Regions from separate parts of the Mus musculus genome. Here region 1 is linked to region 2. The links are chromatin loops, found by intact Hi-C in ENCODE. Cell type or tissue: left cerebral cortex. All regions are shown on one strand. Links, peaks and the distances in the headings refer to the core of each region. The heading gives the core; the rest is flanking DNA.

Region 1 (15,448 bases), core at 2,514-10,513, 400 kb before region 2:
GCTGTGTTATTTAGCACAGTACTGAAAGAATTAATCTTTCTAAAACATACCAATATGTAACTCCCGACCCTTACCAAGTTTTTTTTGCGGGGTGAGAGTGAGGGGCTTCTTAACTGCTTCACACATTGAATTCAAGCTTATTCTAAACATATACTCCATAAACCAACCTTACTTATAAAACGATCTGCTACAATTCCCTCAGGTTAACATGTTCTTCCACAAAACCAGACTTCTTACATCTCCTCAGAACATGCTGATCCCCATCTCCAAGTGTCTCCTCGTGCTTCTATCCCCCTGAGGAAGTGTGTGAAGTGTTCCTCTGGAGATGCTCTGAAGACACACAGAGTTCAGATTCGTTATCTCTATCCACTCTCTTCAGGAAGCCCCACCCCTACAACTCCGATGTGAAGTGCAATGGCCTGGAGTTTATGTATTGTGTACATTATTTGAACACTTCTCTGGACAGTGCAGGTTACACTGTTATAAAGTATTCTTGTCAAGATAAATGTAAACTGTCACTTTCCAGCATGTGGGTCTATATATAATATGCACTCAGCTATTTGAAAAGCCGACTGCATGATCCTGATTAAAATTAAAAGTATTTTATTGTTGAAAGAGTTCTAGTACAAAAGAAAATAATGTGATGGCCAGGACTGATTCAAAGCGGTGCAGGGCAGAGTAGCAGGGAGAAAGGTAAAGTGAGTGGGCCAGAGATGAGACCACACTGCTGGGAGCTGATAATCTTTGAGGCTCAATGACAGCTACACCATAATCCACAGTTACTTTGTATTTGTAGAAAGTGTTCACAAAATTTCAATTTTTAAAAAAGACTTGGGCTTGGACTGTAGCTGACTTGTAGAAGGCTTTCCTAGTACATAACTTCTAAATTCAAATTCCAGCTCCCTGCCCCCATTAAAAAGAAAAAAAAGCTTAATATTGTCTTAAGTTCATTTTAAATATACATAAAACACATTGTAATACCTTTTTTCAAAGGGCGATGGCTGTTGTGGATTCTGGTACACTGAAATGGGTCTGTGGTACATTAAAAGGTTTGGTTTGGCTTTTTGAAACAGGGTCTCACTGTTGAGGCTCAAATCAGCCTCTAAATTCTGACATTACTGATTGACATTACAGATCTATAGTACCATGCCTAGCTACAGTTGAGAGAGCAAGAGAGTGAGAGCAAGACGAGACAGACAGACAGGCAGGCAGGCAGACAGACAGACAGACAGACACACACAGAGTCATTCTTGAATTCCAAGATCATGCTGCCTCACTCCAAAGTAGCTAGGACTACAGATCTGTACACTAGGCCTAGATTGTAACTCACTTCTTTACCCAACAAATATCCTGCTCTCCACTGACCATAAAAGAACGGTTTCTAGAAAGATCAAGTCTAACAGGGAGCTTGAAGCACTTTTATCTTTTTCTACAAGTTAATGAAAAGTAAATTGGAGGGATAAACGTCATCAGAATGTTGAAAATTTCCATGAGAAGTAAAATTAATCTTACCAGCAAAGCAATACTGTCTATACTACACATTTTTATTCAATTTTGGCATCCACAAAATGGTCCAAACAATTGCTAAACGTTTAAAAAAAAAAAAACAAAAAAACAGGGGCTGGAGAGATGGCTCAGTAGTTAAGAGCACTGACTGCTCTTCCAGAGGTCCTGAGTTCAATTCCCAGCAACCACATGGTGGCTCACAACCATCTGTAATGGGATCTGATGACCTCTCTTTTGGTGTGTCTGAAGACAGCAACAATGTATCCTCATACGTAAAATGAGTAAATCTTCAAAAAAAAAAATCAGAAAAAAAGTCATACATAAAATATGGAAGGCAGAAAAGTTTTTTTAAGCTTTGGGGGGTTTTTTGTTGTTGTTTTGTTTTGTTTTAGTGGAGAAAAAACTGCTAAAACCAAGGCTCACTAAATAATCTCTGTTTAAATAACCTAAGTCAGCCAATGTTCAGTAAACTCAAAATCTAAAGACACCTGATGCCCTACAGGGAATGAATGAAACAGGTTTCTAAATTATCAGAAAGTAACACCTTATGGAGAGAAGGAAAACCATGCTCAAGAATTTCTAGATATTTGGCTTAGACAAGGTATCTGTTACTATTAGGGGATATCATGTCCCTTGGATATAGCTACCATTCAAATCCAATCACTGCTTTGTCCATGTCATATTTTGCTAATTCCTTCTACAAACAGTAATACAAATATACTATTTTTAAGCAATTTTTTTTCTTCAATTACATTGGGTTTTTGAAGTTTAGTTTTGAGCTTTTTCCCCTCCACCTTGGTTTTTTTGGTGTGGTGTGCTTTGGTTTGGTTTGGTTTGGTTTGTTTGAGACAGGGTCTCACTGTGTAGTCCTGGTCATCCTGGAACTTACTATCCAGACCAGGCTGACCTCAAACCCAGAGACCTATACTGCCTCTGCCTGCTAAGTGCTGGGACTGAAGGTATATGCCACTATGCCTGGTATTGAACCATTATTTTTACACAACATTTTACACATTGTTTTGCACACAAGCCAATTTGGTCATTTTGATTTCTAATTCCATAACTACTTAACTTCTTAAGAGATTTTTTTAGTGACCATAATAAACAAAAAATTTTGAACAGATATATAACACATATGCTTTGAGAATAGCAAGGCTTACCCCAGTAAAGCAAGCAAAGCTTGAAACAGGAGAATCTTCCTACACAAACAGCTTAATAATGAAGAAGCCGAAGAAGCCATCCTCATATACTGAATATACTGAGACAAAAAGGAAAAACATCTCAGACTGCCTGATACTTGGACATCTTTACTCTAGGTTTTCCTCTTCCAATAAAAGAAAATCATGCTAATAAATTACAATGATGAGGCCAAGTGGTAATATACTTGCTTCATATGCACAGGCCTGAATTATGTTCCTTAGCATGGAAATACTTAAAACAAACTAAACTATGAGGGACCAAAAAAACCGTGCTAAAATTGTCCATAAACAACTTTGGGAGGAACAAAGACAAAACAAGCAAACAAATAAACAAGCCCACCAAACTTAAAGAACCAGGATGGGAGAGGATGGCTCATACAGCATTTATTTTATAAGTATGAGGACCTGGGCTCTGTCCTCAAAACTCACTGGGCATGGTGTGGACTTGCAATCCCAGCCCTGGCTAGGCAAAGACAGAAGGAACCCTGAAGTTTAATGGTGAGCCAGTCTAGCCTAATTGGTGAGTCTAGAGGCAATGGGAGACTCTGTTCACTTTCCTAAAGTTGACACCTGAAGTTGTTCTCTGGCCCACCCACACATGAATCTGTATGAACACACAAATGCACACACACAGAAACACACATTTTTTTAATTGTGAAAGAATACTTCACAATCTTTCAATTAAAGAAGTCTACAAAATGAGATTAAAAATTATTTTGAAATAAACTGTGTAAATACCCACAACCTGATCAAAGTAATAGATTATGCTACCATAACTAGTGAACTCTCAACTTCTGAGAAACAAAAATACATTAAATCTTTAAATTACCAGGTTTCATGCAACTTTTTTTCAAGAATGGGTATTTGTAGACTTTTCCTACTAACTCTATGGGAACATAAAGTTTATAAAATGTTAGAATGTGTTACCAAGTTTTATCTGATACATGCTATTCCAGTGGGATGAAAACCATTTACAAGTTCCATTTAGATTAAAAAAATCCTTTGGGGAATGTATGTAGTACATTCTAGTTATACTGTTTCTAGAACAGCAAAAACCTCAATAACCTATTTCCCTACTGTTTTTGTTTCAAAACCAACTTAGCTCACTACACTTCCTTTACAAAAAGTCAAGGTGATAATATAGGTAATGACAAAACTATGTGAATTTTTAGCAAAAACTAAAGCTTTCACAAATTTACCCTATCTCACACAGTCTACAAAGACAATAACAGAGTTGAGTCAAGAATCACTGCAGTCACATTAAAAAAAAAATCATGATCGTGAAAAGTGCTGCCTCACTTTAAACCAGGGAGTGGGAAGGAAGCAAAGAAAAGCTTCTAAAACTAAACTGATTAAATGAATTATTTTTCATTCTTTTAAGACACAAAATCCTTTATACAGAAACACTCTCCTGAAGCCACTGTCTAATATGCAGGGGGCCACTTAACGTCCATAGTCTAGCCTAGTACCAAACAAGTAAGTAAAATTCTCCTAATGCTAAGAGCTCATCTTTTGGCAATGCCCTCTGTCTTTTACAAAATAGTGAGTTATCCAGGACTGGTGTACATGGTAGCTCACACATGTAATTCCAGCCTAAGGAAGCTGAAACAGGATGACTACCCTGTGCTTGAAGACAACTTCTTTTACACAGTCAGTTCCAGGATAGCCTGAGCTATAGTTAAGACCTTCTTTCAGAACAACAAAAACAAAGTAATGGGCTGCAAGCTACCTCTAGTATTTCCATTTAGAAGGAAGTTGACAAGTGTCACAAAACAATTTTATTTTGTATTTTGGTGTTTGATTATATCTCTCATCCTAATCAAATTAAAGGTTTGTAGATGCAAGTTTCAAAAAAATTATATGGTAAACCAACTTTAAATAACTCATGTTTAAAAACCTTATACAAACAATCTATTCATTTGAAGACTTTGGCTATTCAATTTGCAGAAAGAACTACAAAGTATCAAAGAAAATCATTAAGTATGACGCCTCCATGTTAAATGTTACAAATGAAGACTACACAAAAATATTTATAAACTTCAGCTTACTTCCTCCTGTCAATGTGTTAAAGAACATTTTTACATCTTCTCTATGCTAGAAGCAAGAATTTGATGACCCCAGAGGAAGAAGAGAAATTATTTACGATATTTAGTGAGCCAAATAGCTTTACAAAAGAAAAGATGCATTAAAAAAAAATCACTCATCCCCTTCTATCAGACATTCTCCTTAGAACATACTGCTTACAATTCAGCCAAGTATGACTGCCAAGAGTATCTAGACAAGATTGTTCAAAGTGGCAAGCTTTTCCACCAGTATCTACTTTTTACTTGGAGTTAAAGACAAGTTATTGGTAAACTAAACGAAAAGTATTATTTTCTTTTTAACTTCAAGGTATAACTAAAAACAATGGATGCTTATATAAAATGCTTCCAATTTTTTAGAAGAATAGGGATTTATTCCATTTTGCCAAATTGGGGCTTAAGTGGCTGAAATAAAGAGCTTTGACCATGAGTGACAAGATGAAGAGTCAGGTGACTGTCTTCAAGTTCAAGGCTAGCCTGATCTACATTGCTGGTCAGTCAGAGCTACATAAAGACCCTGTCTTAAAAAAAAAAAGGAAAGAGAGAAAGAACAAAAGAAAGAACGAACGAAAGAAAGACAGACAGACAGACAGCCGAGGGGGAGGAGGAGGAGGAAGAGGAGGAAGGAGAGGAAGCTTTATGAGCAGCTTTTCTAACCTTAGTTTACATTTTTAAAAACTTTTCACAGCAACTTAATATAACATCAAATATAAGAATAGTCAAGCTTTATAGGTGAAATATGTAAGATTTACAATAACAGTAATGTGTGAAAGTAACTAGAAGAACTGCGTTTGTATTTACACTTAAGTTGTTACTATTTCCCCCCAATAAGCGACATACTTCATTATGAGACTGTTATTGTGACTTTAAATATTTTTATATATATATTAAGAACACAATGTCTTATGTTCAAACTTGACATGTGTTTATCTGACCTATATAATCTTATTTGCTGTTCTGGTAATTCTTTATGTCACTGTGGTGTATTATAGCAAATACTCTAACTCCTGATTACACAAACTAGTGCATTTCAATTCTGCTTTCACTCTACTGTAGAGACCATAAGCCACCCCTTGCTCTTCAGTTTCTAGCTCTTACTTACTACAGGTAATAACAGCTAAGTGCCATTGAAGCATGCGTATGCTCAGCTTTGTGACTTCTTTTCTCAGCCCCCATAGTTTCTATGGGAAAAAAAGGAATTTAAGTTTACCCCAAAATATCAACTTCTCTTCATACATACCCAATGTGTTTTTCCATACAACTTATTCTGATAACTCCTATCCTAGAAATGTCAAAAGAGGGAATTTCCCAGATCAAAAGAGAGGGGGGAAAAGTCAAATTTGCACCCATCACAAATAAATGTTATCAATTAACATAAACATCAATATAACGGAGCCAATAATTGATACAAAAGGAATCTGTAACCCACATACAATCAAAATACCATCTGTATTTATTTGCATGTGGTGTTCGGGGATGAAGTGTGTGTGTGCGCGCTAGATTCACCTGGTTTTGAAATTCTAAGCTGATCTTTATGGGTATAATCAGAGACAACATCAAGTGTCCTGAGGAATGGCAATTCAGGAGAATGCTGAGTAGCACGGAGAAGGTCGAAAATGAAAAGAGGGGTAAAAAAGGATAGCAAATGAGCAACAAAAAGATCAAAAAAGCAAAACATTCCTTTCCCGAGTAGCCCGAAGAAAGCTCTTTTCTCTTAACGTTAATAGTCTCCCACTCACTTCATTCACTTCCTAACTTCCTTTACTTTTCAAGGAACAACACGGGGCATCATCTCCCCTATCCTGGAGTGTGTGCTCAAAGAGTCTGCATTGGAAAGAGGGAAGGAACCGACAATTCTCAAGTAGGTTAAGAAACAGGTGGGTTATACGGAGCAACGGAGCAGCAACATGATTTAGATACTCACGAGGTGGCTTTAAGATGACAGATGCGGTTAAAGGAGACTTGCACATCGGAATCAACTCGGGTCTGGCAGACAGACTGGGGGCTGACTGCAAGCACCAGAGGGGAGCAGAGGCTAGATCCAGAGCAGCCTTTCTGGAAGGGATGGGGCAAAAAGGGGCAAAAAAGCCCACCAAGCAGGACGGGTGGGCAGTGAGCAGCAGCACCCGTCAGAGTGGAAATGATGGCTCTGGCTTGGGAGACCGGGGCCAGTAGGAAAGGACGTCAGAGGGGAAAGGAGGCTGGGGAAACAGGAGGACCAAGACCTAAGGATACTGTTGCCAGAAAAATGCGGGGAAAACTGGTGATGAGAAGCCCTCTTGGGTTCTCAATTGAAGAAATTCTCCAAGGAGAGCCGGCGCTCGCTGCCGCGCTGCCTCCAACCCGGCTGCCTTTTCCTGGTGATAACTGCTGTGGCGTAGAGGGGAGAGGGAGGAAGAAGAGGAGGAGGAGGCAGCCAGAGGAGGAGGAGGAGGGTGAAGACGAGGCGGGCGGGGGTGGGGGGGTGGGGAGAAAGGGGGGTGCGGCCTGCACAGTCCCAGCGAAGCCTCCGCTCTCTCGTAGCCGGTCAGCGCCGGGTTTCCCCTAAGCCCAGCCCCGCAGACACTCACCCGCCTGCCTTGCCTCGCTTTTCTCTTAGCCGACTCCACGCGTTGCCGAGTCCTCACAGGAGACCAATGAACGAGAGTCGGCGAAAAAACTCTTCAGAACCGGGCCTGACTGCTTCAGTGAGTCCGACCTTTACGGCTGAGAGAGAGACTCTCAGCTTTCGGTGGGTTCCACGGCTAGACGGGCCACCATCTTACATTAGGGTAAGACTCCTCCGGCCTCCGCTGCGCAGGCGCATGCCGATCCGGCTGGGCGGGGCGGGGGAGGGGCGGGACAAGCGGCAGGCGGGCGAGTGGGAGGTTGCGGCGGACTGGTCCACTGCACCCTGGGAGTTGTAGTCCTCCGATAGTAACCGCCCCGGGGCAGGCCGGGAATTGAAGTCATCACTAGAGAAGGCGCTCGGGAACTCGTTCCTCACGTGGCTACTGGAGCGCCGGCTTTCTTCTTGTTTTGCTTCCTCTTCTGCCCGCGTGTGTGGCTACTGTGTCATGTGGTCGGCGGTTTTCACTAATGTTAGCTGAAATGTAGGAAACCAAAATTCTACGAAACTTAACTGATTCGGAGGAAGCTAGGACGTGTCTTTTTCTGCCCCGCCCGCCATAGATAGGTATCTGACGGGGGCGGTATGGTGGTAGAATCAGGTTGAGCATTGCAAGAGCGCGGGATTTGATCTAGAGTGGGGAGTTGATACTTTTGGAAAAGTGAGCGTTAATTCGTTTCCCGGTCTTTGCACGTCCTTTACCACCAGTACAGCTGAGCTCATCCTCCTTACTGGAAAATCGCCAGTGAAGAAATACCTGAATTGCCATGTGCACATTTCTCAAGAGAACGCGGGCAGTCAGAGTAGCATGAGTTGCTGATGATGTGAAAGCATGTGGACTTACCTGCAAACTGTTGCTGGCTGCACAGAACTCTTCCAGCCTGCACAGAAGTGTGCGTCAGGTTCGCAAACTGCACAAGTAAACACGTCTCAAAGGACATAATACAACCGCAGCCGGTTCGAGCACCGAGAAATTCTAAATAACAAAATCAATTTACTGAACTTCCCGGGTTGCCTCCCAGAACTCTGGTGTAAGTGGCGCTCCTGGAGCGGTCGATTCTGTTTATTGCCTATATTCTTCATCTATTCATATAAGTGCTGAGCTCCTTGGTACCCAGTTCAGTGCCATATGCTGGGAGCATACAACAGAGACCAAAAACACAAATCTGTCCCCATTCTAGGGTGTGTGCATGTAGTGGGGTTTGGAGAAGTGAAAGGAACCAAGTTTTCAAATCCAGGATTAAAATACGTAGGATGGGACTGTGGATGTCACACAGTGGTAGGGCGCTAGTCTGGCACACTTGAGGCCTGAAAGCAAAAGGTTTAAGGGGAGGATTTAAAACAGAAAAGGGAAATGTAAGGAAAGAAATTGAAGTTTTAAAGTCTCAGTCTCGCTGGACGTGGTGACACAAGCCAGGACTCTGAAAGCAGAGGCAGGTGTATCTCTTTGAGTTCAAGGCCAGCTTGGTCTACAAACCATGTCTAGAGGCAGAAAAAAAAAAAAAAAAACCACAAAAAAGGCAACCAGACCAGTTTCTTTGGTGTAAGAGAGAGGAAATGTTGGGGGGCAGGGGGAGGGGCATAAAAATGACTCAACTTATTTTACACAGGAATGAAATTGCTAAAAATTATATATGTGTGTGTGTATGTGTATACATATATATACACATACATATATATGGGTGTGTATGTGTGTGTGTGTATATATATATATATATATATATATATATATATATATATATATATATCACATTTGGGCATAGTGGTATGAGACCTTGTCTCAAAGTAAAAAAGTTAGGTGCTGGAGAGACAGTTCAGTGGCGAGAGTACAATTCCCAGCCACCACATGGTGGCTCACAACCTTTTGTAATGGGATATCTTCTGGTGTGTCTGAACAGAGCTACGGTGCACTCACATATATAAAATAAGTAAATACATTTTTTTTAAGTAAAAAAAGTTAAAGCCTGGAACGTAACTAAATGATAAAGTCCCTCCTGGCACAAAACCCTGAATTCAATCTTCAAAGGTTAAAAAAAAAAGTTACAGAGTAATATACAGTAAAATTATCTATATTTCCATAAACATGATTGCTCTAAAAATATAATAAAATGGTTATTTGCTAGCACTTGGAACAAAATCTTCATGTATGTGAAAGTTATGAATACTAACTGATTGAAAGAAGTGTGTTTTGGTCTCTCTCCGGTAGGCAACACGCATCTACCCTTAGTTACACCACTAGATTATTTCTTAATGTGCTCCTCATTTGTTAGAACTAAAAACACCAACAGCTTCGTGTTCATGTGTAAAGCAAGTTAGACTTTGGATAATTAGATGTAAGTTGTATTCAGATAACCATACACAGGTGTTTCATTTAGCAGTCATGAGAGACACAAAGTGGTTCTTCAGATAGAATTCTGAAGACTGGCTCTCCCGTTTCTGCAGGGAGGGTAGCACACTGAGCTCCTGCACTGTGAGAATCCAACACTAGGAAACAACGTCACTTTCGTTGTTGGGTTTTGGCATTTTGTTTGGGGAATTTTGTTCTGTTTTGTTTTTGAGACTGGGTTTCTCTAATGAAGCTCTGGCTATTCTGAAACTCTGTGGCTGGCCTTGAACTCAGAGATCTGCCTGCTTCTGCTTCCCAAGTGCTGGGATTAAAAGCCTGAGCCACCACTGCCACACACAATATCACTATCTGCTTATTGATGGAGACTGACTGACACAAAGGGACAACTACTAACTAATGATATTCACTACCCTTTCAGGCCTGGTCTTTTATTACATTAACAACCAATTTTTACATGTTAATATATGTGTATACATATATACTTATCAATGTAACAATTCTTTTAAGATGCAGGAATGTCTCTTTTTTATTTGTTTTTTTTTAAATTTATTTATTTGTTTACTTATGTATATGTGTATGCTGTCGATCTCTTCAGACACACCAGAAGAGGGCATCAGATTCCATTACAAATGGTTGTAAGCCACCATGCAGTTTCTGGGAATTGAACTCAGGACCTCTGGGAGAGTAGTCAGTGCTCTTAACCACTGAGCCAACTCTCCAGCCTTTATTTGGTTTTTCAAGACAGAGTTTCTCTGTACAGCCCTAGATGTCCTGGAACTCAATTTGGAGATTACAGTGGCCTCCAGCTCCACCAGCCTCTGCCTCCCACACCTAACTCAGGATTATTCATTTCTCATTTATTTCTACTTTATTATTTTTTACCTCTGTGTACCTGTGTAGTTCTGTGTGTGAGTGTGTATATGTGACTATCACTGGTGGAAGAGGCCTGAGCTGTCAGGTGCCCCTGGAATTGGGATGGCAACCAGGTGCGATCAGCCCAGTGTGGGGGATGGGAACTGAACCCAGGCCCTTCGGAAGAATAGCACATGCCCTTCACTACTGAGCCAACTCTCCAACTCCAGGAACACATCTATAAAATTACATACACATCAAATTCATACACATCAAACACATAATGTGGAGTTAGTTAAATAGAGGGCTGTATTTGGAAGAGGTAGGAAGGGAGACATAACTTCATAAATTGCTTCATTGATTTAAGGTTATGCATATAAACCAGTTTTATACATTTTCATAAATAGATCATTCTGCTGTGTTGCGAATGGATTGAAGAAAGACAAGAATGAACTTGGAACAACTAATTATGGGAATATTTTAGTCATCCAGATGGTTATTCTGATTGTGGTGGCAGCAAGGATGGAAAAAAGGTAATAAAACCAAGATACATTCTTTGAGATTGAAATAACAGGACTGGGTGATAAAGTGGAAATGAAGGGGTTCTCTTGAATGAGTCCTGTTTCTCTGGATTGAGTGGCCTTGCAGATGGGGGCTCCTTTGGTTGCAAAGGAGAAGAGGAAAGTAATGATGATTGAAATAGCATGTATGAAATGGAAGCAGAGAACTTCATGTGAAAGTCAGCAGGACTTCAGAAGAGTAGTGACTGCCCACTTGAACCTGGTAAACTTTTATTTCTAATTATTTATTGTATGTGTGCGTGGTCATATTTATAAGGGGCAGTGTGCACTTTTGCAAACTACTGAGATATGGGTATTTTAAATAAATCAAAAGTTCAAGTCATATTCAGACATGAACCTGACTGTGTACAAAGGCATGATTTCCCTGCAGTTGGGGACTGTAGCTCAGTGGTGATGTCATTTACTGCTCACAAGGTGCTGGATTTGATCCCTAGTCCTGAAAGAAAAATCCCATTGCTTCAATACTACTAAATACTAATGTCACATTATTTGTGTGACATTACTTATTTTCCCCAGGCCCTACTAACTGTGAGTCTTAACTGTTATTTGATAAGTTTTGTCTTAATCATTTAGTGAGTATTTGTGTACTGAATGTTAGGTATAGATGTTGCTATCCAAAGTTATTTTAAGATCTGAAAGCAGAAAGAGAGAGAGAGAACAAATAGAATAACTATAAAATATAATTAGCTTATTGTCAAAGTATTAGGAAGGGAAAAGAATAAGGTAAGGAGCCGGGCGTGATGGCACACACCTTTAATCCCAGCACTTGCGAGGCAGAGGCAGGCGGATTTCTGAGTTCGAGGCCAGCCTGGTCTACAGAGACAGCCAGGGCTACACAGAGAAACCCTGTCTCAAAAAAACAAAACAAAACAAAAAGAAAAAGGTAAGGGATCAAAGCTCGCGGGCTGGCTGGTGTGAAACAGGAGCGCCTCTGTGAAGAGATAACTCAATCTGACATTTCAAGCATTACAATGATCCCATTTTTAAAACAACAAATGACCCGTGCCAAGACCTTAATGCAGGGATATCCTTAGCATATTCCAGGGGCACAAAGTCAACCAATCAAATCAGTGCAGAGACAAACAGCAAGGAAGTCATAAAAGACAGTACACAGTTGAACAGTAAAGGATACACATGCACACACACACACACACACACACACACACACACCGTGCAGAGGATGGATCTGAGATAGTTGGCCACTGTACAAGTAGAGAGACTGGGAATGGGAGATGTGACGTGACACATTTGTCTTGGGTGCAGAATTTGGGTGACCACCAAGAAAATCTCAAGAGTCAGGGTAAATGATATTGTGGGGTAGCATATTATTAGTGTGTGGGAGTGTATGTGTGTGCATGCAAGTACAAGTGTGAATGTTGAGATTGGGGTAGAAGTTGATTCTCTTCTTCAACCATGGATTCCAGTGATCAACCCTGGTCACCAAGCTTGGACAGCAAGCGTTTTTGTCCACCAAGCCATCTCACCTACCCTAAAAATATATTTAATATTTTATGGGCTAAAGAGAGATTAAGAGCACTTGTTGCTTTTGTAGAAGACCTGGGTTTAGTTCCCAGCACCCACACACAGTGGCTCACAACTATTCTTAACTAGAGTTCCAGGGAACCTAAGTCCCTCTTCTGACCTCTACAGGCACCAGTTACATGTGTAATACACATACATACATACATGCAGGCAAAACACACACACGGCCTAATTTTGTTTTAACTTATTAGCTGATGTAGGTCTTGAGCCAGGCAGATCTCTGTGAGTTCGAGGCCAGCCTCATCTACATAAGGGGAGCTCCAAGCCAGCTATAACTACACAGTGAGGCCCAGTCTGAAAATAAGTAGTATATTATTTGTGTGTATGTGTGTGTATCTGGGTGCCCATGGATGCCAGAAGAAGGTGTCAGATTCCCTGGAGCTAGAATTATAGGCAGTTGTGAGTCACCTCGCTTGGGCACTGAGAACCACCCCTGATCCTTTGCTAGAGCATTAAACCCTGGGTTCAATTCTCAGCTCTCCATAAAAGGAACGTGTTGCCCCAAAACTCGGGAGATGGAATCCAGATCATCAGAAGCTCAAAACTGATCTAAACTATAGAGTGAGCTTGAGGCCAACCTAGGATACATAAGATCCTGTTACAGATAAGTAAATAAATACAACTAACAAGTAAAATGTTGAGTTATAAGCACACGTTCCGATCTTTAATTTACAAAATGCTGCCTCACTTCTCTCCCCAACCCCAGCCCTCTCCCCATAAATATCTTATCAAAATACGTAGCTGTGTTGAAGCTATAGCTTCCTGATTCAGTTTTTTAAGTCATCCATCTAAGAGGAAATTCAAATTGCATATTAATAAATATCCCACAGCAGTTCCACTCCTATGTGTAAGTGTGTGTGAATGTGTGTACATATTTAGTGTCTATGAGTTTTACACGGGTATGCCAGGAACCTTAATGACAGCATTAGCTGAGATAACAAAGCAGCGAGAATGGCCCCATGTTCATAATATAATGGATGAGGACATTGTAGACATTTAATACAGTGTAATACTATAAAGAAAAGCCAGTGAACTACAACTTCACAGTCGAGAATGACTTTCAATCAGACATAGTAGTGTACACCTACAATCCTAGCATTTGGAAGACAGGAACTCAGGATCATCCTAAACTTCATAGTCCATTCAAAGTCAGCCTGAATTTCATGACACTCTATAGCAAACAACACAAAAAACAAAAACAAAAAAGAAACAGCCAGGTATAGTGGTACAAGCTTTTAAACATAGCACTAGGGAAGAGGAGGCAGGCAGATCTCTCTGAGTTTGAGTCCAGCCTCAACTACATAGTCAGTTCCAGGATGGCCAGAGATATATAGTGAGACCCTTTCTTGGAAAAACAAACAAACAAACAAACAAACAAGAAGGAGCTGGAGAGATGGCTCAGAGGTTAAGAGCATTGGTTGCTCTTCCAGAGGTCTTGAGAGTTCAATTCCCATGGTCTCATGGAATTGAGTCCTGTGGAACCCAATGCCTTTTTCTTTTGTGCAGATGTATATGCAGATAAAACAGCCATATACATAAAAGCATAAATAAATCTTTAAAAATAAATAAATAAAGGGGCTGGAGAGATGGCTCAGCAGTTAAGAGCACTGACTGCTCTTCCAGAGGTCTTGAGTTAAATTCCTAGCAACCACATAGTGTCTCACAACCATCTGAAATGGGATCTGATGCCCTCTTCTGGTGGGTTTGGACAGAACAACAGTGTCTTACATATATAAAATAAATAAATCTTGAAAGAGGTGGGGGGGGGGGGAAGAGAGGGAGAGAGAGAGAGGAAGAGGGGGAGAGAGGGGGGTGGGGAGAGAGAGAGAGAGAGAGGACAAAGAATTTCAAAAACAAGAATTTCAAAATCAAAACAAGAGAGCCCGTCACAGGGCTCGTGAGATGGCTCAGCAAGTCAAGGTGTTTGCCTCACAAGCCAGACAAATTGAGTTCAATTTCTGGGACCCATATAAAGGTAGAAGGAGAGAGCAGACTTCACAAAATTGTCTTCTGACTTTCACATGCTAGCCATAGCTAGCATACCCACATGTAACATACATACACATATACAGTAATACTAATAAATGAAATATTAAAAACAGGAATTCCACAAGTGAACAGATAACAGCATGAAACATCTTATATGAAGTTCAAAAGCAGACAGAACTAAATGTTGTGTAAAGAGTTACGTTTACGCAGAGGAATAAATGTTAGAAAATACCCCATAGTGGTTACTCTAACTGGGAGGTGAAAGAACATGACTTGGGAGGGAGTTAAGGCTTTCTGAAGAAGAAGTGCTGGCCTGTCTGCTAATCTGTTATAGACACGTTGATATCCATGTTACCATTTTCTTATGAGATGTAAATACAGTTTGAAGGGCAGGGAGATGGTGTGGTGCATAAAGTACTTATCACAAGAGCACAAGATAGGCAGAGATCCCAGGAGCTCACTGCCCAGTCAACATATTCAAGTAAGTAAGTTCCAGGTTCAGAAAGAGACTCTTCCTCAAAAGCTAAGGAAGAGAGTCATAGAGAAGGTTGCCTAGAATTAGTTTCTAGCCTTTACATATATGCATGCATGCCCTGCACACACACAAGTGTATTTTGAACTGGCCTTTATCTATGTGATATGATGTATGTCACCATGAAAATAAGGATAATATTCAGAGATGCATTCATGAAAAAATTGAATTGGTATGCCTGTATTTTGTTTTGAAAGATACGAGAGGTCTG
Region 2 (15,448 bases), core at 3,802-11,801:
GAAACCAAACAGCAAGTGTATTAAATTTACCAATGCTGCAGCTGAGCCAATGTTCCTAGTCATTCAGTTAGTGTTAAGTATTTCCTGTCCTATTTAGATCTATTTAGAATACCTTAATATCAGGGTGTTTAATGGCTTTTAAACAGATCCTTCTGAGAAGAATATTCTGGCCCATCATTGCCTACCTTTTTCCTGTGTGTGCCTCATTTTTCTTCCCTATCTACCTCATTAGTTGAGACTTTTACCTTAGGATATAATTTTGCAAAGAATCATATTACTGTACCAGTGATGTTAGTGTATAGAGCATAGCAATGAGATCAAATCTACTTTTGAGGGTAAAGTACTCAAAAACGGTGAGAAAAGCTTTGATACTTTATCTGAACATTCTAATACAAAAAACCCTAACAACAGAAAGTAAAAAAGGTATGATATATATCTCCAACCTATTCCTTGTTTTGTAAGAATTGGCATATAACTAAAATGTGAATCTTTACTCATTTAAAAGAACAAATAGTAATTCCCACAACTAGGCAGAAACTCAATTATTACAATATACAATCATGTAGCCTCTTAAAATACTTCAAATATTTTAAAGGATAGTTTCTTATTACTAGTTAAAATCACAACCACAGTGATAACTTTCTATAGTTGAAGAACCCATGAAGATGTATTCCCCTACTTATGCATTTCCTTCAACTTAGGATGTTTTTATTCAAAATTACCAATTAATTCAAATTATGAAAGATTCTTAAATTTTATATAGCCAGTTTGTTTGCTAAACTGTTAAAATTTCTCCTTTAGATGGTAGAAGGTCTAAAGGTAATTAGTCAAACATATATTTTGTAACTAAAATAGTAAGTTGTTTTTAAAGAAAAATTTTACTTGTGGTATAAAACTAAAAATTCAATAGTCAAAGGAGTGCGGGTGGGCGCCACACACACACACACACAAACACACACACACACACACACACACACACACACACACACACACACGAAGCAAGCCTTACCAAAGTAAAAAAAAAAATAACACTCAAAATCTCAAAATTCTATGGTTCTCAGTTTGAAAAGAAAAAGAAATCAAAATGTACCTTCACTTACAAAGTATGAACTCAGTGATCCGTAGTTGCAATTCCTTCTGAAAAGGTTTTGCAGCGTGGAAAGTATCTGCTATCCTATTTAATAGGTCACAGATCTAAAAGTTGTATTTGTAAATAAACCCATAACAAGGGAGGGAAATAAATGGAAAGGAGGGAGGAAGAAGACTTCATTCCTACCCCCATCATTTGTAGCTCTCAAATGTATAATAAATAATGATGGGAAAGAAACAAGAATGCTCTTCTGGAATGACTCAGATCTGAGCTGAAATCCTCCTGTCCTCCTCTCCCTATGAGAGCTAGGGAAAGTTACTCAGTTCCCACTTCTCTGACTATAAGAAAAGGGTAAGCCTTTATGTAGTTAAATGATATGTGTATCTATATGTACACTGTGTTCACTATTTACATACAATAGGGCACTCAAAGAAGATGTATTCTTTTCTTTTAACTGAAATTCTAATTTGAATCAGATATTTTACAGTTTTGAATTTTCTTTCTTTTGGAACCAAATATAAATTTATCATAGATTTTCATATATATCATCTATTTTTTATAGAGTTGCATTTTACTACCAAAATATAAAGCTACTTTCTAAGTTTTATCCATATTTCATATATTTAAGAAAGAGAGTTTATTCAGAAGCCATATAATCATTGTATTTGCTGTTTTCTTGAACACTCAAATAAAGTCCCCAAAGAACACATATCCTTAGAAGCATCCACTTTTGTTGTGTTCATGCTTCCCTAATACAATTGCTGGCACTGCAGGTGCTTAACTGGTATTTGCTGAATTAATTATGAATGAACCAGTGAAAATTGTGCTAACTAGCCTTCTCTTTCACTGGTGGAGTTAGAAACCAAACCAGGTCATGGGACTGGCACCAGAGCTGGGGAGAGAATTCTAGAATACTTTCCTATTTTAACAGCAGAAAAGATTCTCTAGAAATTCCATTCAGTTTAAGAACTTAGGTTAATTTTGGTTTGCACATTTATACATAAAGATCTCTAATGCTCAATTCATAGACTAAACCCACATCTCTTGCCTAAGGTTCACATTTACTAAAGACTATGCTTTTTAGTTTAGAGAATTTTAGCTTAATTTCTATCTCTTCTATTTACCCACACATGATTTTCTATGCTTCAGTTTTCATAATAGTTCAATATCTTTCAACCATAAGGATTTCTAAAATGGATTTTTAGAAACAACCTCAAAATAAAATTTCTATTTTTAATCATATAGCTTATTTATTTTAGATGTCAAAATCTTGAGGATAAAGAAGAAATTTAGTCTATTGGATGCATTCATTTTTCCACCTTCAGTCTTATGTAAAGGTGAACAAATCTATGGCTAATAGGTCAAATCAAACCTGCTGCCTATTTTTGGTAAGTAAAGTTTTCCTAGAACACAAACAGCACATTCACCTGTTTAGCTGTTTACATACTATCTATGACTGTCACTGCACAATAGCAGAGATAGAGACCATATGGCTGACAAGTCCTAAAATATGTAATAACTGGTCATTTATGAAAATAAAGGGAAGTTTGCCAGCCTCTTGCCTTAGCCTCCTCTAAGCCTCCCCTTAGTAAATAATCTACCCAGACAACATAAATAGCAAACATTACTGCTGCAATGTGTAGATGCTGCTGTTTCAACACATACACTGTCTCTTTAAAAACTGCATAAAATACTTGAGTTGGCTATATCATGATTCTGTTTTAGATAAGAATGCTGAGGCTTGAACAGGTGCATTTTAAAAGATTTATTTATTTTAGCCACCACATGGTTGCTAGGAATTGAACTCAGGACCTCTGGAAGTACAGTCAGTGCTCTTAACTTCTGAGCAATTTCTTCAGCCCTGAACAAATGCTTTTATGTTACTATCAAAAAACAAAACAAAAACAACAAAAAACAAACACTGCTGATTCATATTTTTCATAAATCATCAAGTACAAAACTTTGCTTCCAAGCTAGATGGTGGTTTTGAAAACAACTAAAATTTTAAAATGATGGTCACAAGGTAAAGTCAAAATTTGCCAACTATTGTCACTAAAATCTTGGGGAACTGAATAAAGTTCAACGAGTTTAAAACAACCAAGAGTTTGAACACTAAGGGTTATTTCTAAGAAAAGAAGGATATCATTTACACCAAGAAGAGGTATAGAGTAAATCAACTTTGAGAAAAAAGGAAGGGCTTGCTTCTTCAGACACCAATACAATCCAATTAAAATTTAACTAGACTGTACAGTAGGTAAGAGCAATGTGACATTAATTGGAAATACAAAGATAATTTCCTCCTTTTTTGAACAAAGATAATTTCTATCTTTTGGCAACTAAAAATGAGCAACAGAACTTCATTCAGATTGACTAACAAGCGTAACACACTAAACAAGACTTTAATGTAGTTCTCAGGGCTGTTGAGACATGTATAAGATATAAAAGGCTTACAGTCAAGAAATAAAAATTAAAATCTGTCAGAATAACATGGCCAACAGATGGTCACTACTGTGGTGTTTTCTAAACTGAGTGCTTTCTTGTGGCTTCTACATCCTTTACTGCCCTTCACTGTGCTTAACCTTTTATATTCGGCTTTAGCCAGAAGCATCCAATTAGTCATATTTGGATTTTGAGCTCATTTCCTATGTGAGCAGGAGAAATTTATTTCTTGAATTTTGTTGTGGTGTGAGCCAGGTTTCACATTTCATCAGGAATCATATCATAGGGCAGGGCATGGTGGCGCAGGCCTTTAATCCCAGCACTTGGGAGGCAAAGGCAGGCCAATTTCTGAGTTCGAGGTCAGCCTGGTCTACAAAGTGAGAACCAGGATAGCCAGGGCTATACAGAAAAACCCTGTCTCGAAAAGAACAAAACAAATCATATCGTATAGCAGGGAACTCCAAAAGATCAGGTAGGGGCTCCACTAGACATGGAAGCTATCTCACATCAAGATTGCTGGCTTCCAGTGAAGGAGAGCTGTCTAGTTCTTGGAAGCACTATTTAAATATATAAATAGTTCTAACTACTTTACATCTATAAATGCATCCTTTGGGTTTCCTTTTTTTAAAGCAGCCATTAAGGTAAAATTTGAACTCTCATTTTCTCTCCTATTTCCCCTTTCTCTGTCTACTAGGATTTATTTTGCAAAATTAGAATTTGTAAGTAAATGCTGGCTCCCAAGTTTAAAAAAACAAACAAAAAACCAACAAAAATCCACAACAACTCCACAGCACAAATACAGGAAACAAACAAACCAAAAAAACCAAACCAAACCAAAGTATGAGACTGTATGAGATGCTGAAATGCCACAGTGGTATAACTGCACAAGTCGTGAAATTTATTTAACAAAACACATGAACAAAAACTTGAATATAAACAGTGATAGGAGCTTGGTTCTCAATATGGTGGTGTAAGAGCTGATGATATTTTGATTATGTGTAAGGTTGCTACTGTAAGACTAGTTGCTGCCCCTGGGAATGGATTTAGGTAGTTCTCAGAAAGGACTATTAAAGCCTGAGACCTCTTTCAGCTCTTTAGCCTATGGTAACTGTTATGTGGTTGGTTCTTCACCCCTCCTCCACTCTCAATCTTGTCATGCACTATGGCGTGGCACAGCTAATAGGGTCCTTAACTCCATCTGAGTCAGTGCCAGCTCCATGCTTCTGAACCTTCAGAACCATGAACTAGTTAATTAATACTAAGTTACATACTTTAGGTAGTTCATTCTAGCAAAGTTAAACAAACAAACAAACAAAATCTAGCTGATTGACAAAAAGCAGAAATTTACCAAGCAGATGGAGTAGGACAGAAGACCCTAACATTACCATAGGAGTAGCTAGTATAAAGAACTCCATTAGAAAACACAATATTGGGGAGCAGGGGGGAGGGGAGAGGGGATAGGGGATTTTTGGAGGGGAAACTAGGAAAGGGGATAACATTTGAAATATAAATAAAGAAAATATCTAATAAAAGATTAATACAAAATAAAAAGAAAACACAATAGTTGATGAAAGAATACACTCAATGAAGATTTAGGAAAAACAAATAGATGTCCCAATTCTAATAGCAATATCCTGGGTAAGGCCATTAATGTCCAAGGTTTCCTTATGTAAGAGTTGAACTAGATGTAATTTTTTGCTTTTGTTCTTATTTTAAAACAATTAAAAAATGTAGCAAAGTAACTTTAGCATGGAATTCTCAGACATATGTTATCAATATGCTGTGTTCTAATTGGTCTTTTCTGCATTCCACTCCGGACTGGTTTCTTTCCTTTACTCAATTACCCCCTTTGCAGTCATGTCATATGGATCATTATTACCTTATCTTTGCCCCATTCCCTTCAGATTTCTTCCTTCTCATGATCTCCCTTCTGGTTTCATGGCCCACATATAATTTTGCATGTTTCAAGATAGAAGAGAAAATAGTATTTATCCTTTTAATATTTGTTTACTTCACTTAAAGTGACTTAGTTTCACTTATTTCTCTGCAAATGTCATGATTTAACTTTTTTATGACTGTATAAATTCTATTCTGAAAGTGCACATTTTCTTAATCCATTCATCTGCTAATAGATATCTAGGCTGAATCCACTCCCTAGCTATTGTCAACAGTGCAAAAATAAACATAAATGTTCACATGAACTAGGTGTCTTTTAAGGAGCTTCGCATATAAATATACAATTATTAACAACAGCTAATAAGCACTGAACATCGCCATGTATGCTGGTTGGCTTTATGTCAATTGAGAAAATGATTCCATAAGATCAAGTTATAGGGCATTTTTTTGATTAGTTGATTGACTGATTGATTGATTAGTCCATTATGGGTGGTGTCATCCCTGGGCTGGTGGTCCCAGATTTTATAAGAAAACAGGCTGAGTAAGCCATAAAGAACAAGCCAGTAAGCAGCACTCCTCCATGGCGTGCCTCTGCATCAGCCCCTGCCTGCTTCTAGGTCCCTATCATGCCTGGCTTCCCTCAATGGGCTGTGACTTGGGATATGTAAACCTTTTCCTCCTCAGGTTCCCTTTGGTCATGGTGTTTCAACACAGTAATAATAACCCTAACTAAGACAACATGATAGGCACAATATTAAATAATTCAGCAAACTACACTCTTATTTAACGACTCCAAATAAGTAACAGAAAGGAACTAACAACCAAGTCATAAGAATAAGTAGCTAAAATAAGTAGAACAGAATAAGAATAAGTAGAATAGAGTAAGTAGCTAAAATCAAGATATACCAGGAACAATATTTATATGACAAAAAAACCCAACCCAAACCAAACCAAAAAAAAAACAAAAATCCTTCCTTATTTTATAGGACACACACAAATCTGTAAATGGGCCAACTATACATTTTTTAAAAGTCAACAAAAGGTAAAAATAAGAAATGGGAATAAGATGTTGTGGGGGATACACCTTAACTACAGGGCCAGAAATACTAAGGCAGGAGGAACTTAGGTTCAAGGCCAGCCTAGGCTACAAAGCAAGTTCTAGGATAGACTGAACTAAAGAACAAAACCCAAGCCCAAAGAGGCAAGTGCAGAACAGGGGAGAAATAGAAAATCAAGCAGGAAAAGACTACAAATGGCTAATAATATTCTAAAATGTTCAGTGCTTATTGAAATATAAATTAAATACCAATTTTCTACCTGTCCAATAGCAAACCCAAAAATGTTTAGTGATGCTTAGGACTGTTTATGATGTGCTGCCTGCCTATGTGCATCTAAATCCACGAAACTCTTTAGGCTCAAAATATGGATCTATTCTCAAAAGTTGTTAAAAATATAAACATGAGGGCTGGTGAGATGGCTCAGTGGGTAAGAGCACCCGACTGCTCTTCCGAAGGTCTGAAGTTCAAATCCCAGCAACCACATGGTGGCTCACAACCATCTGTAACAAGATCTGACGCCCTCTTCTGGAGTGTCTGAAGACAGCTACAGTGTACTTACATATAATAAATAAATCTTTAAAAAAAAATAAACATGAGCACTATAATACTGTTTAATTGCAAAACTAAACTGAAAATAAAAGGCTTATCATAAATAATTTATTATTTTTATCATACTAGTAGAATGGAATACTATACATCATTTCAGAGTAATTAATTTCAATATAAAGCATCATTTAAGATAAGTTAAGAGAGCAAGTGCAAAGAGTTTAAAGAACTTTTTTTTTTTTTTTTAAAGATTTATTTATTTATTATATGTAAATACACTGTAGCTGTCTTCAGACACTCCAGAAGAGGGAGTCAGATCTTGTTACAGATGGTTGTGAGCCACCACGTGGTTGCTGGGATTTGAACTCTGGACCTTTGGAAGAGCAGTTGGGTGCTCTTACACACTGAGCCATCTCACCAGCCCTAAAGAACTTTTAAATGGGGGAAATGAGTGAGTAAATAAATTTCCAATTTTTTTCTGATACAAACTAGACAAATTTCTTTAGGATGGCTAGCTTTGGTCAGAGAAACTAGGAGGGTCTTCACCTTTTAGTTCCAATTGCTGCATTTTTTAATCTGTGTCTGAATTAATCTGACTTTGCCAGCTGTCCATGTGTGTATGTTGTACAGTGTGCATGTATACCTGTGGCTGAACATGTATGCACACAGGTGCTACTGCATGTATGTGCATGAGTGGAATGTGTGATGGTCAGAAGTTGATGATGGGTGTCTGACTTGATCATTCTCCACCTTACTCACTGAAGCAGAGACTCTTATTTAAACCCACAACTTGCTGATTCAGCTAACCTAGCCAGCCAGCTTTTTCCCAGAGATCCTGTCTCTGAATCCTGGGTGTTGGGGATATGAGCTCCAGTATTCAAGCTTGGGCAAGAAGTGTTTTGCCCACTAGGCCACCTCCCTAAGCCCCTAATTTTACTTCTTAAAATTATTAGGATAGTAGGATTATAAAGTAATTTTTGTCTTCTGTATATTTTTGTTCAAAGATCCTTTGTTATTATTTCATCAGAGGAAAAAAGACAACCTATAATAGAAAGATGAGCACTTATACTGTACTAAATTTTCTGAGTTTACTGATAACACCTCCATTTCCCATAGGCTGATATAAGCTTTCTTACAGCGCTCCTGGCAGGCTGTAAAAAGAACAACAAAGTGATTAAGTTTTATCAGCAAAACATGCTAGTTTAAAAACATTTTTTTAAAAAGTAAACAAAAATGACATAAAACAATAAATGCAAGATGACTGAATCTAGACCATTTTAAAAATGGCTACATTTTTTTTTTTTAAAGAAAAAGTGAAAAAAGATCCCAGTAAGCTTGCAATTTCTAAAGATTAAACTTGATACTTTCTTGGATTCGATATATCCTACTACCTTTCACATGGTGCACAACTGTTGCTTTCCAAGCCTATTAACGTGTCAAGGCAGATGTAATTAGAATGGGGTTGGAGAGAAACCACAGAGAAAGGGAAGTTAGCGGCCTAATGTATAGTGTTTCCCAGCCAGTGAAACAGAAGTACACGTAAACAAGAGAGTACACGTAGTAGAGCGGCTGGAGAGTTTAAGGGCGACCCACCAACACAACTCACAAGCAGTCCCAAGAAGGAACCTTGGATCCTCAAAGGCTATGGTAGTCTTATCTCTAAATAGTCAAGGGACCATTATGATCTTGCCCCAATCTTTAATTTTTATATACACAGTAGCAATATACCCCTTTTGCTATCTGAGAGTGTTTAGCAATGAAGGCCAAGAGTATGTTAAGAGGTTAACAGCAAGGACTTCGGAAAGCCTGTGAAAGTGAGTTCAAATTTCAGACCTACCATCCACTTGACAGCTTCAAGACCTTGGGTAAAATCTTTACCTATAAAATGTTTAAAATTACACTCATGGGTTGACTTGATAAGAATTAAACAACACCTGTATATTATATTACAATGGTCAAATATATAAAATGTTAAAAACATTCTTTTTTAAAGCAATTATGAACAGAAATCTCAGTAATTTACCCATGTTTTTCTCTGAAAGCCAACAGACAGACACAATATTACCTTTTTCTGGATTGTTGTTCAGGATCACAATTACACACATAAATAATAAGACTACGATTTAAAAAAATTTCCACAGGCCTTATAGACACACACTGAACCAGATAATTTGGTGAGAATTTAGGCTTACCAGATTTATTTGTCTTTATGCTAATTATGTCTAAACTGTCTTCATTCATAGTTAGGACTAAGTTCTTTCAGCAAGCCTCTTATTTTCTTAATGGGTTGACTCTAAGCCTTAGCCAAGAAAATAGAAAACAAAACAAAACATAACTACTTCAAAGCAGACTGATCATTTTATTTTATTTTATTTTATTTTAAATATATGCTTTAGATTCTGACAATCTTTGGTTTAAATCCAAGTTGGGCTAGTTGGCAACCTTGTCCAACTACTTAACTCCTCCAAAACTTAAGAGCCAATGAATGGCAATTACTTTTTTTTTTTTTTTCTGTGTAGCCCTGGCTGTCCTAGAACTCACTTTGTAGACCAGGCTGCCTCTGTCTGCCTCCTGAGTGTTGGGATTAAAGGCATGCGCCACCATGCCCGGCAATTACTTTTATATAACTAGTTTAGTTTATTGAAATCATAGCTAAAAATCACAGTAAGGAAAGACGTTCTTACTAAGAACATATGCTTTTAATGTGTTATAGGGTTATACTGGAGATATTAAGATTTAAAAGAACAGAGCATTTACTGTCCAGAGGCTCTGGGCCTAATGAAGAACAGATACTCTGCAAAATCACAATGAGAAACAGGATAAGAAGCTTCACTTCCTTTCAAGGTGAGGTGTTGGGAGTTTTTGTTTGCTTGTTTGTTTTGGGTTTTGGTTTTTGTTTGTTTTTGGAAGAGGTGATATTTAGGTTAAGAGGACAAACATGAATTCATGAGCTTGGAGGCTAACTGGTGAAGCTTACTTGGTCAAATGTAAGCGTACATGGACAAAGCTACTTAAAGAAATACAAGTGAGGGTCTGGAGTACAGCTTTCAGATAGGGAAGAAAAAGAATTGTTCAACACAACACAATGTCCCAGTAGACCAAAAGATAGAGTTGGAAGTGATATAGAGTCAAAAGCATCTATCATCAAGTTAGAGAAGGAAGTTCACTGAGAAAAAAAATATGCTTAAAATAAACACTGATCCCTTCAGCTAACTATTGAAGATGACCAGGATGGGGGTGGGCAAACCAAATCAAGAAAATACAGGGGGTGGGGTGGGGTGGGGTGGGGAATAGGAAACAGCAGCAACTAACTTCAAGTCATGCTGAGACTGGAGAGTGAAGCAAGGTAGTCTTGATAAACCTCAGCTATGCAGGACAATCACCCAATTTCCACTTTGGATGAATGGTTCAGTCATGAAGTTGTAAGTTAACATATTGACAACAGAAACAATTTCATGCATGTTATTTTTGTAACTGTAAATTCTTTATTAATGTTTTGTATTTTAAATCCCCTATGTTTGAGCAGGGGCTGGAAAAACAAGAGCCACTCACTTTGAGACAATCGTGTGTTGTTCCACTACTGGTTGATGTATTTTTCTATAACTCTACATTGAAGAGACGGTAGTTCAGGTTTCTATTTGTTACTAGCTAAGGTAGTCAGAAGGTAGCTTGCCTTAAACATCCATTACAATCAACTAAGCAGATCAAATACATGTGAAAAGTCTAAATTATAAGGCATCAAGTGGAGAAAAAACTATCATCCTTGTACAATCCTGTAGTTAAAAACAAACAAACTAACCAACCAATCAACCTGCTTCTGCCTGTTTCCTAAAACAAGTCCTGTGAGGCAGGATGCCACCGCTCACACCTTTTAAGATTTAAAATCTTGACCGCAGGCTCACACTTTTTGAAGAGGACCAAGATGTTCACAGTTGTCACAAAATTCTACTTTCGGAAAATAATAATAATAATAATAATAATAATAATAAAACTATAGAAGTTCTCCTTACAATTACAAAAGGAGCAATTTAAGACCCAAAGGCAGGCCAGGTCAGAACTTTCCAAGTACCTCCAAGTATGGTTTTGAATTTGGGTTTCTTAACCATATCCCAAACATAGCGTGATCAGACTGCAGTACTATTTACTACACACGCGCGCGGACTTCAGATGAAATAATGGAGTACCCCAAGTTAAAAGGCTTTTTGAAAACTACTCCGATTTCCCAACACCCCAGATGCCAAATGGCAACCTTACCACTCGAAGCAAACGATACACACACATACACATATTATGTGGTGGTGGTGGAGAGGAAAAAGGCCACACCCAAGTTAAAGACTTTCAGAGCGAAGTGACACCAAGTTTCAGAAATTTAACTATGGCTATTTTGGGGCAGCTCATTTCACGGGTGACGGATCCTCTGAATCCTCCCCATCTCCACCAGGCCGCACGTTCAGGAAATCGTTCCCGATTCGAACTGCTCGGGTTTCCTTCTCAGGAACCCGGTGCGAGGCCAAGATGGAGAAATGCCTCATTCAAAGATTGCAGTACCCGGGGTATTAGAGGGCCGGCCCGTGCCGATCGAGGGAGACAACCAGGCGCCCGTTACCTGCGGGGCTGGGACAGGCCACAGCCGCCTTAGCAACAACACAGCGGTTACCTGGCACCGAGGAGCCACCCAGATCCAGGCCCTGCGGCGTCCACGAGTCTCCCAAGCTGGCCCAGCTCCCGGTGTCCCCCACGCCCTGGGCTTCACGACCACCCACCCCGCCGCAGCGCAGCATCAGCGCCGCGCATCCCCGCTCACCTTAGCCACATAGTCCTTCACCTCATCCAAGTCTCCGTTTTTCAGGGCCCACATGAACTCCTTGTCGCACATGACTGCAGCGGGGTGGGCCGGCGGGCCGGGCAGGAGCGGCGATTAGGCCCGACGAGGGGACACGAGAAAGCGACGCGCCTCAGGCCGCTGAGCGGGCGAGACTGCGGGTCGCGGCTACGGTTCGGGCGGGAGAAAGTTCTTCTGCAGCCGTTGGGCCCAGCAGAGCAGGTTCCGCCTAGCTGAGGAGAAGCAGGACGCTTACACTTCCGGTTCACGCCCCGCTAGGGCCCGCCTCCCACTTCCTCTTCCTCTTCCTCTCTCCAGAAAGCTCTGCTCGGGACCCCGCCCCGACTGCTTACCTCAGGAGAGCCACTTTTGCGCAGGCGCATTATCCTGGCCGGCCAAGGCAGAGTAGAGGCGTGGTTCCAATGGGCGGGGCCGTGAGGCTGAGTAGAATGTTCCTGGAGGTCAGGAAAATCAGGGGCTGAACCTGGGGAGGTGTTGGATGGGAGTAGGACACTCCAGTTCCACGACAGAGGGGAACGTTAGTTTCCAGGGCTCACTTTCTAATAATTCTAAAAATAACTAATAATAATAATAATAATAATAATAATAATAATAATAATAATAATGTGTTTAGATTCTCTCTCTCTTACTATCCCACTTTAAACTAGTAAAAGAGGAAAAACAAAAAACCAACCCACTCTCAAAACATTTTTATTGAGACTTTCATCTATGCATATAGTATGTTTTGAACAAATTCATTCCTGAATCCCTTCTCCACTTCACCACTACTTTTCCTTCACAACTTTATGTGACCTCTCTTCTTAAAACAAAACCAAAAACAAAAAACCAAAAACCAAATTTTCATTTACGTGTATGATAGTTTTGACAGAATATATACATTTATGTGAACCAATGTGTGCGAGTGCCCGAAGAGGCAAGAGGAAGCATAAAATCTGAGAGAGCTAGAGATACAGACAGCGGTGAGCCTTCATATGGGCCATGCTGGGAACCAAGCCGGGCTCCTCTGCGAGAGCAGCCAGTGCTCTTAACCTCTGAGCCATCTCTGCAGCAGTGCTCGGGTCTTGTGTTGAGCTCTCTGAACCCACTTAGCGCTTCCTGTTGAGTGCATACGTGTGGGACCTACTGGTTTGTTTTACCTTTAGGCATCAAACTCTATTCCTATTCTCATACATCAGTGGCTGGGTGGGGCTCTCTCCCTTGGTCTTTTCTCCTCTCTCTCCCACTACCACTCTTGGCCTTTCTTCTCCCTTTCCTCAACCATGCAGTTTCTTTGGGACATCCACCAGAAGGAAATAAAAAGGAAAGAATAAAACTTTTTTTTTCTCAGAAGGAAATCTTCAACACGTAGTTGAGACAACGGTGTCAGTAGGTTTATTTCTTTTTAATTGCATACGTACGTGCTTGTGTACAGATGCACTGATGTGGGCATGAGTGTGCATACGTGTAAACTCAGAGGACAACTTGTGGGAGAGTACTCTTATGTAGGTCCTAGTGACTGAATTTAGGTCACCATCGGGCTTTGTCACAAGCATCTTTCCTGGTTGAGCCATCTTGCCAACTCAACAACGTGAATTATGTACATTTACTTTCTATGGTGGAAAATACTTAAGTGTGTGATGGCAATTAAAAACTAGGAGCTTTTCCTGACCAACAAATGACCGCTAACAAACATGCGTAGCATCATTAAAAATTTGTGTGGTTTAAGAAGCACTCACTTTTTATTTGATTTGTAGCAAACAGAACTGTTTTTCTGAAGCCAGTTTTGTTCTTAGAATTTGGCTGAAACATCTTAGAATTCAACCACCTGGTGAATTCTATCTTACAATCCTAATGATTCAAATTTATGTATATACCCAAGAACACTGAGAAAAAATTCCTACTAGAACTATTATGTATATAGGCTATTATTCATTATTCGGTAAACAAATAAACCAAACTAATTTATTTCTGCACCACAAAATACAGAGGTTGGAAGCATACGGTGGAGTTTAATAGTTTTAAAGTATTGGGCATACTCTGGCTGGTTTTGTGTTCTGACCAGCAAGTTGTTTAACCCTTTTTCTTAAAATTTTGTAGCAAAATGATGCTGTCTGGTGAGTACACATTTGTTATCATTGAACAGCAATAGATAAAGACTTCACACACACACACACACAAAAACTCTGAATAGTTAAAAGCAGCTTACATTGTTACTGTATTTAATTCTGACGGTTGAGAATACAAATCGACACCTTTCTGGAAGGAAACTTCAGTTCAAAAAAAAAATGTGAGGTGAAGTTTGGTTCCTCACAAACCTACCCCAGTGATGTCCAAGTTATAGGACATGGCAGGTCTTGGTTCAGCACTAAGCAAGACTATCCCCATGTGACCTACTCTTACCGTCAGCATTTCATTTGAGTGTCTTAAGCTTAGTATATTTAAGTATATTATATCTTGTTTTATAGATTCGAAACTTAGCTAACTCTACATACCCCATGGTTCTATAAATAGCTTCACTGACCACCCAGTCACCCAAACCAGAAACATGAACATCACAATAGCTCCAGCTATTCCCAACTTTTTCCTAACCCAACTGTCAAAGGCCCTCGACATACTTCAAAGTTGGTTGACTTCCTGTAGAGTTCATTATTGATCCCTACAGTCACCCGAGCAGACAGAGCTGGCCTTTTGGCCAATCTCATTTTTATTTTCACTGTGTTCCAGGTGATTTCTCACCATTCTGATTTTTCACTGTTTTAAGCACAAACAGAGCATCCACTCCTTGTTCTAAGCGTTTAGTAGGTTCCTAATATATGTTCTGTTTGTCCATCAGATCAGGGCCCTCTGTAATCTCCCCTGGGCAATCCTAACCCACGACATTCCCTTAACCACTGCTTCTCGAGTTTCCACATATCTTACCTTCTGTCATTTTCAGAAAAAGCCAGCCTATGGCTTCTATGTATCTTATTTCCTGTTTAAGATTCTCTTTTAAATCTTGCTGTTTCTTTTTAATCTTTGAGATCTACATGCAAATTTTACCTTTAAGTGAGGCTTCTAAAACTACTTATTTCAATCCTATATCATATTTTTTTCAATTTTCATCTTTTTTATTTACCTATTTTGAAAGGACTTTGTGGGTATTCAATAAATGATGATTTTTGTCTGTCTGTATGCAAGAGAGGATTGCTCTTCTTGAATTCTTTGTAGTCGAGTGATTTCATGTAACTAATTTTGGCCTATTACTGCGAATTCAAGTGACATTAGTCATCACTCGGCTGTCTAGTTCAAGACTTTCTAGAACCCAGTTTTTCCTTCTGCTGTAGCAATGGGCAACATTCAAGACAAGGATGACATAGACAGCCGGGGGTCCTTAAAGAGCATTTGCTCAGAGATGGCCTCATCCTTTGATGAATATGTAGTATGAGTGAGATAATTTGTTGTTTCAACCACTGAGACTTGGATATTTACTCCTGGAGCAGCACTGAGTCAGTCTTGATTAGTTAAACAATTCCCAGTTTGGGGAAGGAGTGAATAAAGCCAGTGAACTTTGACTTAGGAATCAGGTAGTACATAGAAAAGGAAATGACAGAAGCTGTG

Evidence for each region. Peaks named below come from ENCODE experiments on the same cell type or tissue, not always from the same donor. Only the 100,000 strongest peaks of a DNase experiment are listed, where the experiment ranks them.
Region 1: a loop joins it to region 2, with 5 times the contacts of the local background. A loop is called at or near these places in 4 of 42 quality-filtered maps.

What each region holds. Positions count from the first base shown.
Region 1 is chr6:35,126,146-35,141,593 of GRCm38, forward strand. Cnot4 (CCR4-NOT transcription complex, subunit 4) reads right to left here and starts at 7,592. Exons shown (of 12, transcript NM_001164413.1): 1 at 7,357-7,592. Gm33046 (a long non-coding RNA gene) reads left to right here and starts at 7,386. Exons shown (of 5, transcript XR_868974.2): 1 at 7,386-7,557; 2 at 8,103-8,425; 3 at 11,001-11,126. In left cerebral cortex, for the core only: no CTCF peak of the experiment used is centred there; DNase peaks (open chromatin) are centred at 6,780, 6,936 and 7,664; H3K4me3 peaks cover 2,726 bases; H3K27ac peaks cover 1,150 bases.
Region 2 is chr6:35,527,706-35,543,153 of GRCm38, forward strand. Mtpn (myotrophin) reads right to left here and starts at 12,183. Exons shown (of 4, transcript NM_008098.4): 1 at 11,834-12,183. The coding sequence starts at 11,905. In left cerebral cortex, for the core only: a CTCF peak has its summit at 7,049 (motif pointing left); no DNase peak of the experiment used is centred there; H3K4me3 peaks cover 1,305 bases; H3K27ac peaks cover 721 bases.